2 separate regions of the Homo sapiens genome follow, and region 2 is linked to region 1. Evidence: chromatin loops called from intact Hi-C (ENCODE). Cell type or tissue: Calu3. All regions are shown on one strand. Each heading gives the region's core, and the rest is flanking DNA. Links, peaks and the distances in the headings are about the cores only.

Region 1 (6,297 bases), core at 844-4,843:
GCAGACACGAAGATGAGAGCAAGGCTGTCTCTAGGCTTTCTCTGATAAATCTGCAGCAGCAAGAGCCTATAAGTGTCAGGGCTAGTTCACGACCACAATCCAGATGGGCTCTGAAACAGGTTTGAGCTGGGGTGGTTAGTAAAGGGCAGTAAATTCAGCTGGAAATACAAAGAAAATGGAACAAATGTCCTCTTTTATTTTAAATCTAATGACATAAAGTTCAAAGACAAATTTATAAAATTGATCATTTATTTAGCACACTCCATACACCAGATATTCTGCTAAGCTCACAACTTCATTCGATTATCCAACCGTCTCACCAGACAGATATGAAGACATTTTACAGAGAAGATGCTTATAGGGAGAAGCTCAAAGAGGTTAAGTAATTCCCTCTTCTTCCCTCTCCCCAAAATACTACCATATCTCTGTCTTCAAAGTCTGCCCAATGCCATAACACTGGTTTTCCTCATCAAGATATGACCTCCAGTTTTAATCTTTCCAATATTAACCTTTCTATTATCTGGCCACGTAATGCTGGAAAGGTCATTAAACTTCTTGAGGCCCCGGTTTCTTCATTTTTGCCAGAAAAAGATAGAACTCCATGATCTCCAAGATCTCCTCTGAAACTTGGGGTATCCAGCTCAGGCTTTGTCTCCACAATGTGATATTAGAAACACAGGGACACCTCAGGCTTGGGATGGGAAGGAACATTAACTACTAAAGAACCGTGGATAATTAAAAATCATCCACAAGCAATATGGAGTTCCTCATGTTCAACGATTAAGTGAATGAAGTTTGCATGTCCAGCAAAAACCCTACCCTGCTCTGCAATAAAATGTCCACCCAAGGGAGAAAGGAAAATCACATGATTTATAAATTGCCAGAAAAGGCATTCCTCTCATATTTCTTTAAAGTGTCCTGGTGTTATAATTAAGGAACTCAGTGGGGTGCCTCTGTTCACTATTAACCAAATGAATTCTGATGTGCTTGGATCAGGAAATGTGTGGTTTCACCACATTTCTGATTTTTAGTGTCCCTACTCTTCCCTCTTGATATTTCAAATCAACTGTGGCTTCCCTCAGCTTAGCTTTGATTATCCAATTTGAGCCTACTTGGTGAGCTCTTTATGAATAACCAACCAACTGCTCTGAATATGATTTTCCTTACCTAGAAAATAACCCTTCATATGCATATCTCTCCTTGTGTCCCTGAAAACCGAAAAGGATAAAAAGGGCATGCAATTCTGCATAAAGGGCTTGAGATTGAGCCAAGAAAATCAACTGATTGTAGGGCTTACAATAAGCCATGGCAACAATGAAATATTTTGAAATTTTCTTCTCTAAATTCTAAATAATTCGCCCAGGATGATCTAACTATATTGAAAAGAGCACTGAGTTTAGAATCAAATAGACCTGAGGGCAAATCTCAGCTCTGCAATTTACTAATATTTGACCCTGACCCTGAATGATCTATGGAATCACACCAAACCTCAAATTATTCATATGATAAGTGTCATCATTAATAGCCATTTCACCAAATTGTTGTGAAAATGCAATTAGTTTACTTGTGTTAAATCTTAGCATGATTCTGGTATAATCTTCCTTGTAAAAGTAACAGCCACCCTATATTAGATACCCAATATATGCCAGGCTCTGGGCTAAGAACTTCACATACATTAACTTCAGAGGTCACATCTAAACAACCCTGCAAGGAGAACCCTGTGTTATTAACTGTCTCTGAGAAGAGGAGATTGAGGTACAAAGAAGCAAAGCAACTGGTCCAAAGTCCCCCTGCCAGGCAAACAACCTTGGGATGGCTACTGCATCTTGTTATTTTTACAGGCATCAGCATAGATGTGAATCAGAAATGTGTGCTTTGAAATCTTCACTCTTCTGAAAAAATAATGAACCCAATTCAGAGAAAAAGTTCTCACCAATGAAGAAATAAAATTTTTGTAATGATATATACTTCAGGGAAGGAAGAAGGAAAACTCCACTTCATACACTTCCAGCTAAGTGGTACTTTGGCAGATAGTTTGACAGGGAGACAGTTAAAGGGATAAAAAGAGGCTCAACCATGGACTGTTGCCATGGGCATTCGGCTGGTACCCTGTGGTTACCCACATTTGCCTGGATCCATGCTTCTGCACTGGCCCAATCATGGGGCAGGTGGACTGCCTTTGCTTTTATGGGAAGCTTAGGAACTGTAGTTCCTAAGAGACATGTAGTTCCTCATGAGACAATCTTTGAAGACAACTTGGTGATCAGGAAGGAAAAATACTTTACTCATTGATATTTGAAATAGCCATAGTGCTTTCATGAGCTGAAAGCGATCTCAAGTAGGCAAGTTCACAGGTTTCTAGAGTTATCAGGCTTTCCACAGCTTTCAGAACATTAGATTCAACACTAAAACAATCTCACATAAAAATTTCTTTTGAAAACTTGAGGTCAATGAACTCCACTATGCCTCATATTCATGTCACCTTCAGTCACTGTCCTAAAGATAAGCCCCTGCAGTCATCTATTCTGTCCTTAACCACTAACACTAAACTAATATTTGGATCAGGGAGAAGCAAATGCCCACATCCCTTATTCACTCCTCAATCTTTCTGCTGTCTCCTCTAGAACTCCATTTCCTGATTATCAAAGTTTAGTGCATTTTCAACTTCCAGAAAGAAATCTTCCACCACTTCTTTGCTGAACCCAAACCTGGACCTCCCTCTGGGTGATCTTCTCTTCTACAGCCCTGTCTAGGTGCAGCTTTGGGTCTCTCAAGCCTCATTTGACATGGGGCTTGGAAGTGAAACAGTATTCTCATAGTTCTCTGTGCACTCTCAAATTCTTCTTCCCTTAATGAACAACCCCTGCACTCTGCAAGCTTATGCCTTCTAGTACACAATCCTAAATGCCTTTCTCTCACTACCATCAACCAACTCTCTCACATTCATCCCCAAATATTAAGAAGCCCCTGAGTCACACTGTCCTTTCCACCCCTAGTCTTACCATCATCCTGGGTGAATTCTGAGTCCGTGCACATACCCCATAAAATGCCTTGCCCCACAGTTCCTGGGCCTCCTCATTCCAATAACCTTCAATTCTACTCAAATTTTATTACCCACATGCATAACCACACCCTGAAGCTTGTCATCCCACAGAATTGCTTTACTAACGAAAATTTAATCTCTAATAAACCACAGCCTGACCACACAACCTACTTAAATTTCCTATTCTCTGTTAATTCCTTTAAACTTGTTTTTCAACTTCATTAAAAAAAAATGCTCTGACTCACTGCCCCGTGCTCCCATTTTCCCCAGTATGTGCCTTCCTGTCTTCACTTTCCTTCCCATCACGGCTTAAACCATCTCTTTAATCATTCACTTATGAATGATTTGAATTTTCTTGCTCCCTTTTGCTTCCTCCAAATGAGTCCACTACAATCCTGAATTTTTATCATTCCCACATCGGTCTTTCCCCCGATTCTACACTCAGGCAATGCAGGGAGAGAATTGTACAACATGCTTCTACAAATCCATGATCTGTATCCCTAGATATTACCACAATGATTTTCCTATATATCAATTGTTCCTTAACACCATCATTTCCTACGAAGGTTGCTTCAAATCTTTACTATATTCGAGTTACCCATCCCCTTATTCACAATAGATATCCTTACCTCAGTCTTCACCAAGAAAACAGAGCAATCAGGTAAAAATTCCCTTAACTTCCCATCCCTCTCCTCCCTCTACTCATACAACCGTGTCTTCATCAGCATCTTTTCTTACCTCCTTCCTACCCATCCCAGAGACAGCATCCTTTCTCTTATCTAAAACCAATACTCCAGCCCTAATCCCTTTGCCCCTTTTCTACTACTGGCCACCTGGGTTGTTGATGGAGCAGCTGGGAATGGGATGTGGGTACTCTGGCTTTAAGGTTTGGCACATTCTTATGAGCACATTTCAGCAGCACCAAAATTTCAAGAGAACTCACACTCGGGTATAAAGAAATGCAGAAATACCTTTGGTTATTGATCAGAAGAGTTCACAGAATAATGTTTGGTTCCCAGAGTGTTTGCTGTTCCAACATCAGGATGTGACCTGTATTAGTCTGTTCTCTCATTGCTGATAAAGACATACCCAAGACTGGGTAATTTATAAAGAAAAAGAGGTATAATGATCTCACCATTCCACGTGGCTGGGGAGGCCTCACAATCATGGTGGAAGGTGAAAGGCATGTCTTACATGGCAGCAGGCAAGAGAGAATGAGAACTAAGAGAAAGGGGAAACCCCGTATAAAGCCATCAGATCTCGAGAGATTTATTCACTACCATGAGAACAGTATGGGGGAAACCACCCCCATGATTCAATTATCTCCCACTGGGTCCCTCCCACAACTCATGGGAATTATGGGAGCTACAATTCAAGTTGAGATTTGTCTGGGGACACAGCCAAAACATATCATGACCCGTGATCCAGGATGTGATCACAGATGTGACATCTTACGGTCAAATTACCCATTTCCAAGTGCTTCTGAGATTGGAATGTATAGTTGGTCTCATAGAGAGAGACATAATTGCAAAGGGCCACTTTGGACATTACATAAACACTAGGAACTCACTATTTCTGGTGCCCCTTTCATTTATCCATCCCACTATCTGAATGGGGTGTGTGCTCATCGAGTTTGAATCAGTCCCATTGGCAGGTGACTCTAAGCCACTACTGCTGCAGTTGGCCTTCCCCATGTCAAATCATAAAGACTTTAGATCAGATGTCCTTCACTGACCCACAATCAGGACCAGGATATTTAGGTTTGTTTTCTTTGGTGCACATGGGCCTAAGACAGAGTCACTTTCAGCAGCTTCAGTTACTTGGGGCTCCTTTTCTCAAAAAACACTAAGGATGTGGAAGGATGCAGAGTGATGATAAATATAGATAATTATAAAAGCTGCAGAATGGAGAGTTGCTTTGTATATAAATATTCACACTTTTAAAGCCCATTTTTTAAGTTACCATATGCTTTGTTTACTGCTACTGTCATTTTTACTCCTTTATGCCAGCTAGACTGATACCACACATTTTCTGTAAACACACACAATTTGATATATCATGATTTCTGTGGTTGTGATAGTTTTGCAATTACCCAACTGATCCTGGCTCTGGATGATTTTCTTTAAGCACTAAACACCACCTTAAAGGAGAAAAAAAGCATAGAAATAGAGTTGGCTTTTCTAAATCCTCACCACTTAATTTTAGTTGTTCTCACAAATAAAAGTACAAAAAGTCTGACAGCTTTTCCCATATTATAACATGACAAACATGGACTTTTTAATGGGGTCTTTTTTTTCTTGTAAATTTATTAATTTCCCTATAGATGCTGGATATTAGAACCTTCATAGATGCTTATGATTATATTTTTGGCTTTACAGAATTCCACAGACATTGTAAGTAGAGCACATATTATTAAAACATATTATCTTTCTTTAGAACATTTAGTAATCTTTGAATTAATTAATGAGATTTTGTTTCATGGTACACTTAAATCCCCTCACCCAAAATAATATCAACAAGATCTTAGCACACTTGGCACACTTAAACCTCCCATCCAAAATAATATCAATAAGAACTATCATTCATTGCATGCTTATTATTATTAAGCTGTCTGTTAAGCATCGTAGTTTTTTTTTTTCTAACTATATGAAATGGCTTTATTAGTTCCATTTTTACTGAAGAGGAAACTGAAGCTAATAGAGATCAAACACCTTTTCTAATTTCACAATTAGTAAATGGTGGTGCTGAACTTGAAGCAAAGCCTAATTCCAGAGCTGAAGTTTGAGCTTTTAATAATAAAGCATATTTTACCTCCCCAAACATACCTATCTTACATATGAGTCTTTTTGCTTCTTGCTCTTTCTGCTGCTTGGAGGGGTTTAAAATGAAGTAGTCTTTCTGCTGTTATCAAGCAATTAACTTATAAGCAATTTTATGCACAAAAAACAGCTAAATTCTAAAACAAATCTTCAAGTATTTTTTAACTTTTATTTTAGGTTCAGGGTACGCATGCAGGTTTGTTATAGAGGTAAACTCATGTCACAGGGATTTGTTGTACAGATTATTTCATCACCCAGGTACTAAGCCTAGTACTCATTAGTTATTTTTTCTGATCTTCTCCCTCCTCCCACCCTCTACCTTCCACCCTCAAGTAGACCCCAGTGTCTGTTGTGTCCATGTGTTCTCATCATTTAGCTCCCACTTATAAGTGAGAATATGTGGTATCTGGCTTTTTGTTCCTGCATTAGTTTGCT
Region 2 (6,297 bases), core at 1,261-5,260, 110 kb before region 1:
GAAAGTCAGGAGGAAATTCTGGGTCTGTGTCTTTATGCTGGACAAGGATGAGCTTGATGTGTTAAAGAAAATAGCAGATTTCAGAACATTCATTATTTTGTTTTTCTACAGCCTTGAGTAGCTGAGTTGGAATCATCCCAGAATTAGGACCAAATTAAAGTTGAAATCACTGCACAGTTATTTCAATGGACAGGAGCACAGTGCTAATGAGGTCAGGGTCAGGACTCCAGACTGCCCGACTTTTCTCTGTTCTAGCGCCAAAATGCAGAGTTCCCCCTACACAGCCAACTCAGAAACTCACCCTGTTGGTCACAGGCAGGACCCACTAAGACAGCACAAGTCAGCACACTTGTTATTGCTGCCAGAAAAACAAGGTCCAAGCTTATGCCCTATGGCTGGTGGGTGAGAGCCACTAGCTTCATATTCCATTCAAAAGAGAGCCTTTTATATTGGCAGAGTAACAAACAACATGAACTTCATCTGTGGATTCTATCAGATGCAAAGTTGCTAGAATGGTTAATAAAACATCAGAGCTCATGAAGAAAACATAATTCTCTGTGCTGCCCCTGCAGGGATTCTAATCCTCTTTGTGCCCATTCTATTCCTGTAGGTGCACAGAGTTCCCTGCAAAGTGAACTTGATCCAGCTTGAGATACACAACAGAAGATGTAGGCCACCCAACCATAATATACAGCAGCACTAAAAAAAAAAAAAATGATTAGTATTTACTTCAAAAATATTGAGTTCAGAACAAATTGCATAAGATTTTGAATTTTTTTAAGTGACAGGTTACTTCAGAGAAGGACTTTTGAAAAAAGAAAAAGGAGCCAAGTCTTTAGATCTAGTAGAATGTCTATTAAATTGGAAATGTCTGTTTTCTTTTTAGTTTTCCCATTAATGAAAAGAGGTCAAGAGAACAATGTCTTCATAGAATGGAGGGTACAGCAGGGCATTAGCTTTTATTTTCATATGTTAATAAAAATCAGAATTGATATTTTTCAGAAAATTACAACAAAACAATGCAGCAAATATACAAAACTGTTTTCCTGTTAGGAAGTGGAGCTAGCAAAGTAATGCATCTCTTTTGCAAGATTTCAGTTGGGGAACAAAAGCAGCTCTGTTTGCAGTTTATTTCCAGGTGATTGTAATTATACTGACTCAGTCTTTTGCCCTAGAAGAGGGCTGAAAATCTCTGAAAGAGACGACTGGCCTTCTAAGATTTTCTGACAATGGGTACAAGAAGAGTTCTGGGTTCTTTTTCACACTCAGGTTATATGAGGCCAGTGTCTTTAAACTAAAAAAAAAAAATAACAACTATTAGTTACCTGCACTGGAAATTACTGTTGAAGCTCTTAGGTTCTATAGCCTAAAACATACAGCCCTTACTTCCTGCCTTTCCTGCTTAACACATATATTATATTTGCACATGTACATTTATAGCCAACAGTTGATCTCCAAGGAGCTTGGTTGTCTAGTTAAGCATTCCCAATACTGATTGGACCGCACATCCTAACTTCCTGTCTTTGGCCCATCTTCCACTGTGGCATGGTTGTTCTAGCTATATTTTTCTACCTTGAGTTGCTGCCCAAGCAATGATAACTACTAATGCTGAAAAGAGTCATTGATTTCCTGTATATCCACAAGAATAGCTCTTGCCTACACAAAGGGAAGAAGGCACTAAGAAAGAAGGCACTAAGAATCTCTGATGGGCCAATAGTTCAGTCTAGCAATGGTGTGAATGTCCCAAAGTACATGAGACGTGTCTGTAGACATTAAGCACTGAGTTCAGTGAATTAGTCCCCTACTTACTAAAGAAACACACCCTGATTTAGGGATTGGCAAATGTATACCTGCTAAATATTTCCTCACTCAGATACTCTCTGCTGCCTAGAGGTCAGTTTGACAAATTTATTTGTGTATCGTGTGCATTTGACTCCTTACTCAAGGCTCACTGTCTGGGCCCACAGATTAATTACAGAGAAGCAAGTGATGGAACCAGTCAGGACCATAGTCTGTTGTTTTAATGTGAAAAGGGCAACCCCTCCTCCTGGAATGTGGAAACTGAAGTTCGCCCCATCACTAATTGAATCAAGCCAACCACTAGAGCTGAATTACCTGCTTACTAGAAAGCCTGGCTCTTCTAACTATGTGGAGAGGGAAAAGGAACCTGCTGTAACATCTCTGACCCAGTCTTATTTCACTGGGGAATAAGAAAGGTATTATTTGCAAAACTAAATGTTTAGAAGCTCGCTTTGAAATCAGTTAGGGAGTCTGGGTGCTGATGCATGCTCTGTTCAGAAGGAAAAACTAAGCAGGATGGACTGGAGGCCAAGCACTTCCTACCTATTTTTCCAAATGCCCTACTTTCTCACTCTGATTGTCCACCAAACCCCCCCGTTTCTTTTGTCTAGTCAACAAAAATAGAACTCAATGCCAAGATTAATGCCAGAAAAATAAAACTGGGAACAAAGGGAAGATAAAAGTTGGATTGTAGAACTTACATATTTGCCTACATATTCCACCCCCTCAATACTACAGTTATTTGTGTGTTGTAATAATATACCAGCTTCTCAAAATAGTTACTGTTATAAGTAGATAAATGTCATAAATTAGCCAGGTAATATGCAATTGGTTTTATTTTTAACACCAATAGACTTTGGCCAAAATTAATTAATGGGTTATTAATATCTCAGAGATTTTTCTTTAAATACATCAAGACAGCTTGCTAGATAATGATCAAAGCGGATACATTTATTGTGTGGGCTATTCCTTTGTATAAAGGACTAATAGGAAAGGCCAGAGAATTTCAAGTCACAATTCAATTCTAACTTTTGCTTAATTTATCTTTAGAGTTTGTGGTTAACTTCCCTTACAGTTTCAGCCTTTCTCTATGAGGATTTAACTGGAACCCTGTAATTTCTTTGTACTGTCATTTGTATTTCCTGTCTCAATAGCCTCACCTTGAAACTGGGCAAGTTCCCAAAGACATCATAAGTCAAAGTCAAGTTGAACTACTTTTCAAAGGCTTTTTTGGTGCCCTTTTCTAACCAGGGAACTTTTATTTACCTTGACTCATGGTTCCAGGAGCTTAGAAAAACCTTTGCTGCTGATTCTGCTAATACTCAATAACTCCTTTTCAAATTGCCTAAATGTTAAGTAAATGCCATCTATAATTAACTGAAAATTATCAAATGCCATATTTGTAGCACTTGATGCCTTTTTGACTTTTTTTAAGTTGATTTACAATGGCAAACAAAAAAAAAAAGCAGTACTTTTTTCTTTTTTAAAAAAAATCTGTAATATGCCACAGTTATCTGGCATAATTATGATATGAGTTACTCCAGTGATAGTTTCCTGATTTAGCAAGTTGACCACCTGAAGCTTCAAGAACTATAACAGGAAGAAATATGCAGAAGATTCTGGAGTCCATCTTTTCTACTTATTTGTTGAGTAACCCTCACCCCTTTAAGCTTTAGTTTTGGCATCTATAAAATAGAATCCACTTTGTGAACTATGAAAAACACCTGGCTCATAATAAACATGGATTACAAAATCATGTTATTATTACAGAGTTGTGTTCTACCTCTCCCACCAGATACTGGCCAGCCTTTAGAGTAGAAAACGCCTCATGCCTGTTGCTATAAGGACTGGTGAAGGAGCTGCCAGGCAGAAGCACTGCCGGTCATCTTTGCCTTTTTCATTGCTTGTTCCACTCTTCCACCATCAGTGGCCTTCTGCTCGCCATCCAGCGGCCTCTACCCTACCATCCTCAAAGCTTCTATTTTCCACTGGTTCTTTTTCCCCTTTTCTTCTTTCTTTTGCTTCTTTTTCCTGTTTTCCTTGGCTTCTTTGCATATACACATCACCAATTAGCATATCCTTTACCACCTTTTCCTTTTAATCAGAGAACTGACATTGGTTTTCAGTTCTTAAAAGCTTTCTTTCACCCCAGAACTTAAAGCATAATAAATAATAATTAAAGCATAATAAAAATAATTAAAGCATAATAAAGTAATTTAAAAATAATTAATTAAACAATAATTAAAGCATAATAAAGCATACTAATAAAATAGATTTAAAATTTTTAAAAAAAGAAAAGAGAAGCTTTTTAGCTTTCTTTCTACCACAATCACTCTTATCTCTCTTTCTATTCAGAACACTTGAGGGTGAAAGTAGACTTGATCACTACTTGCCTGAGGTTTTGCTATGTCTAATGCCAAAAGTCATAATCAAAGTCAGCTACTCATTTCTATCTTTTCCGCTTATTCTTCAACTCCATCTATCACATAACTGCTAAAAACATCAACAACTCTTTTGTGTATTAATGATGATTGCTACGTTCACTGAATGTTGAGGAGGTGCCAGTATCAAGCTGAGCATTTTAATTGTAATATTTCGTTTACTTTTCACCACAATCCCAGGAGATAATAATAATGGTGTTGGTGGAGGGGATGGTGATGATAACTCCCATTTCATAGAAAAATAATCTAAGGCTCATAGAGGTTATCCAGCTATTAAGTGATTAGGGGACAATAACTAATAAATCTTGCTTAAGAGTCTTAGCCCTTAACTCCATACTCTATACTTTTTCTTATAAATTTGTTAGTAAGAAGTCCTCTGGGCTGATTAAACTTTGAATCAAAGAATTCTCAACTGAGATCTCCTGTTTAAGAAAAACTTACAGTAACCATCTGAGAAAATGTGTATAAAAGTAAATAAAATCTGCCTTTCCCTTCCTATTGAACTCTGTCATCCATCTCCAGTTTAGAGACAACCACAAAAATCCAAGTAGGAGTTTATTTTAAAGATCCCACCTGTGGGTCACAAACCCCTGCGGCACTCTTGATTTACTGCAAAGAGTTCCCAAATCCATATGTACACCAAGCAGAGTACAAGTCTGTTTTCCAAGTAACTAAATAGAGGCTGTTGAGAGGAATAGTAGTACAAATGAATTTTTTAAATTTACTGATTTTATAATCATTTCATCACTTGTAATCATTTTCATTTCCTCTATCAAGGGATGACTAAAGTAAGTCAATTATCATATGAATACATGATAACTTATCTTAAAAGTATTTACACTCAGAAAATAGGTATCTAGATGTGATTAGATATGAGGCTTCCTTTGTTATTTTGAAAGGCAGAGTTGCCCAAGCAGCCTGAATTTATGTTGAGATCTCTACATTCTAACTTCAACTCATGCTTTGTGTGAATGGTATAGGTTAGTGGTAAAGAATGCTGGTGCTGAATCATAGCTCTGATACTGATGAACTGTGTGACCTTTGGCAATTTACTTAACTCCTCTGTTGTTTAGATCCCTCTTCTGTATGGGGAAAGTAATAACATCTACCTTTTATACATATTTTAAAAGGTTTTAAACATGACGTCCTTAGAATAGTCCCTGGCACAGAATAAGCTTTCAGTCAATGTTGGGTTTTTGTCTGGTGCTCTTAGTATTAATAGAAGCAAATCCAATCATTTGAAGGAATCACGGTCTGAATGGCAGGGTTACTCCCACTTTGGTTATGAGAAGAATGGTAGATTTAATCTAGCCCTGCCCCCTCCTTCCTTGGTGCTCCTAATTCCTCTTACTTGATTTCACATTTTTTTTCTTTTTTCATAACATTCACACTGTAATGTACTACATAATTTATTTATTGCTTATTAAGTACTCTGTACCCACCCCCTACCCCAGGTAGAACATAAGCTGTACAAGGGCAGAAATATCTGTTTTGTCCACTACTATATTCCAGACACAAAGAGCAGTGCATAGCACAGAGTAATTGCTCAATAAGTATTGGCTAAGAATGAATATAAGGATAATTTGTCAAATATCTTTCTCAAAATTTCCTACATATTTCATTTTTCTCCAGCCTTTTCACTGCCCTTTCAAGTCTGTTCTTCAATGAACAAGAAAAATAATATCAGGACTAATATTTTGGGGGCACTTCCTGAATTCCATGTAATGTACCCAGCATGAAAAACACGTCATCTCACTTAATCCTATGAAAACAGTTGAGCTTTAAACAACGCGGGTTTGAACTTGCAGGTCCACTTATAAATAGATCTTTTTCTGCCTCTACCACCCTTGAGACAGCAAGACCAACCCCTCCTTCTCCTCCTCTTTAGCCCACTCAACCTGAAAACAATGACGATAAAGACCTTTATGATGATCCACTTCCACTTAATAAATACTAAATTTTTTTTCTTTCTTATGATTTTCTTAATAACTTTTTTCTCTAGCTTACTTTATTGTAAGAATACAGTATATAATACATATAACGTACAAATAACGTG

The links. Hi-C counts contacts between places; a loop is a spot of excess contacts. Peaks named below come from ENCODE experiments on the same cell type or tissue, not always from the same donor. Only the 100,000 strongest peaks of a DNase experiment are listed, where the experiment ranks them.
Region 2: a loop joins it to region 1, with 2.1 times the contacts of the local background. A loop is called at or near these places in 7 of 110 quality-filtered maps.

The regions. Positions count from the first base shown.
Region 1 is chr12:75,822,721-75,829,017 of GRCh38, forward strand. The region is part of intron 1 of LOC105369844 (a long non-coding RNA gene); the gene reads right to left. Among named protein-coding and RNA genes, the nearest start is that of PHLDA1-AS1, 200 kb to the right of the region's middle. In Calu3, for the core only: no CTCF peak of the experiment used is centred there; a DNase peak (open chromatin) is centred at 3,221.
Region 2 is chr12:75,709,431-75,715,727 of GRCh38, forward strand. The region is part of intron 1 of LOC105369844 (a long non-coding RNA gene); the gene reads right to left. Among named protein-coding and RNA genes, the nearest start is that of KRR1, 200 kb to the left of the region's middle. RefSeq lists an enhancer at 1,814-2,315. In Calu3, for the core only: no CTCF peak of the experiment used is centred there; a DNase peak (open chromatin) is centred at 2,991.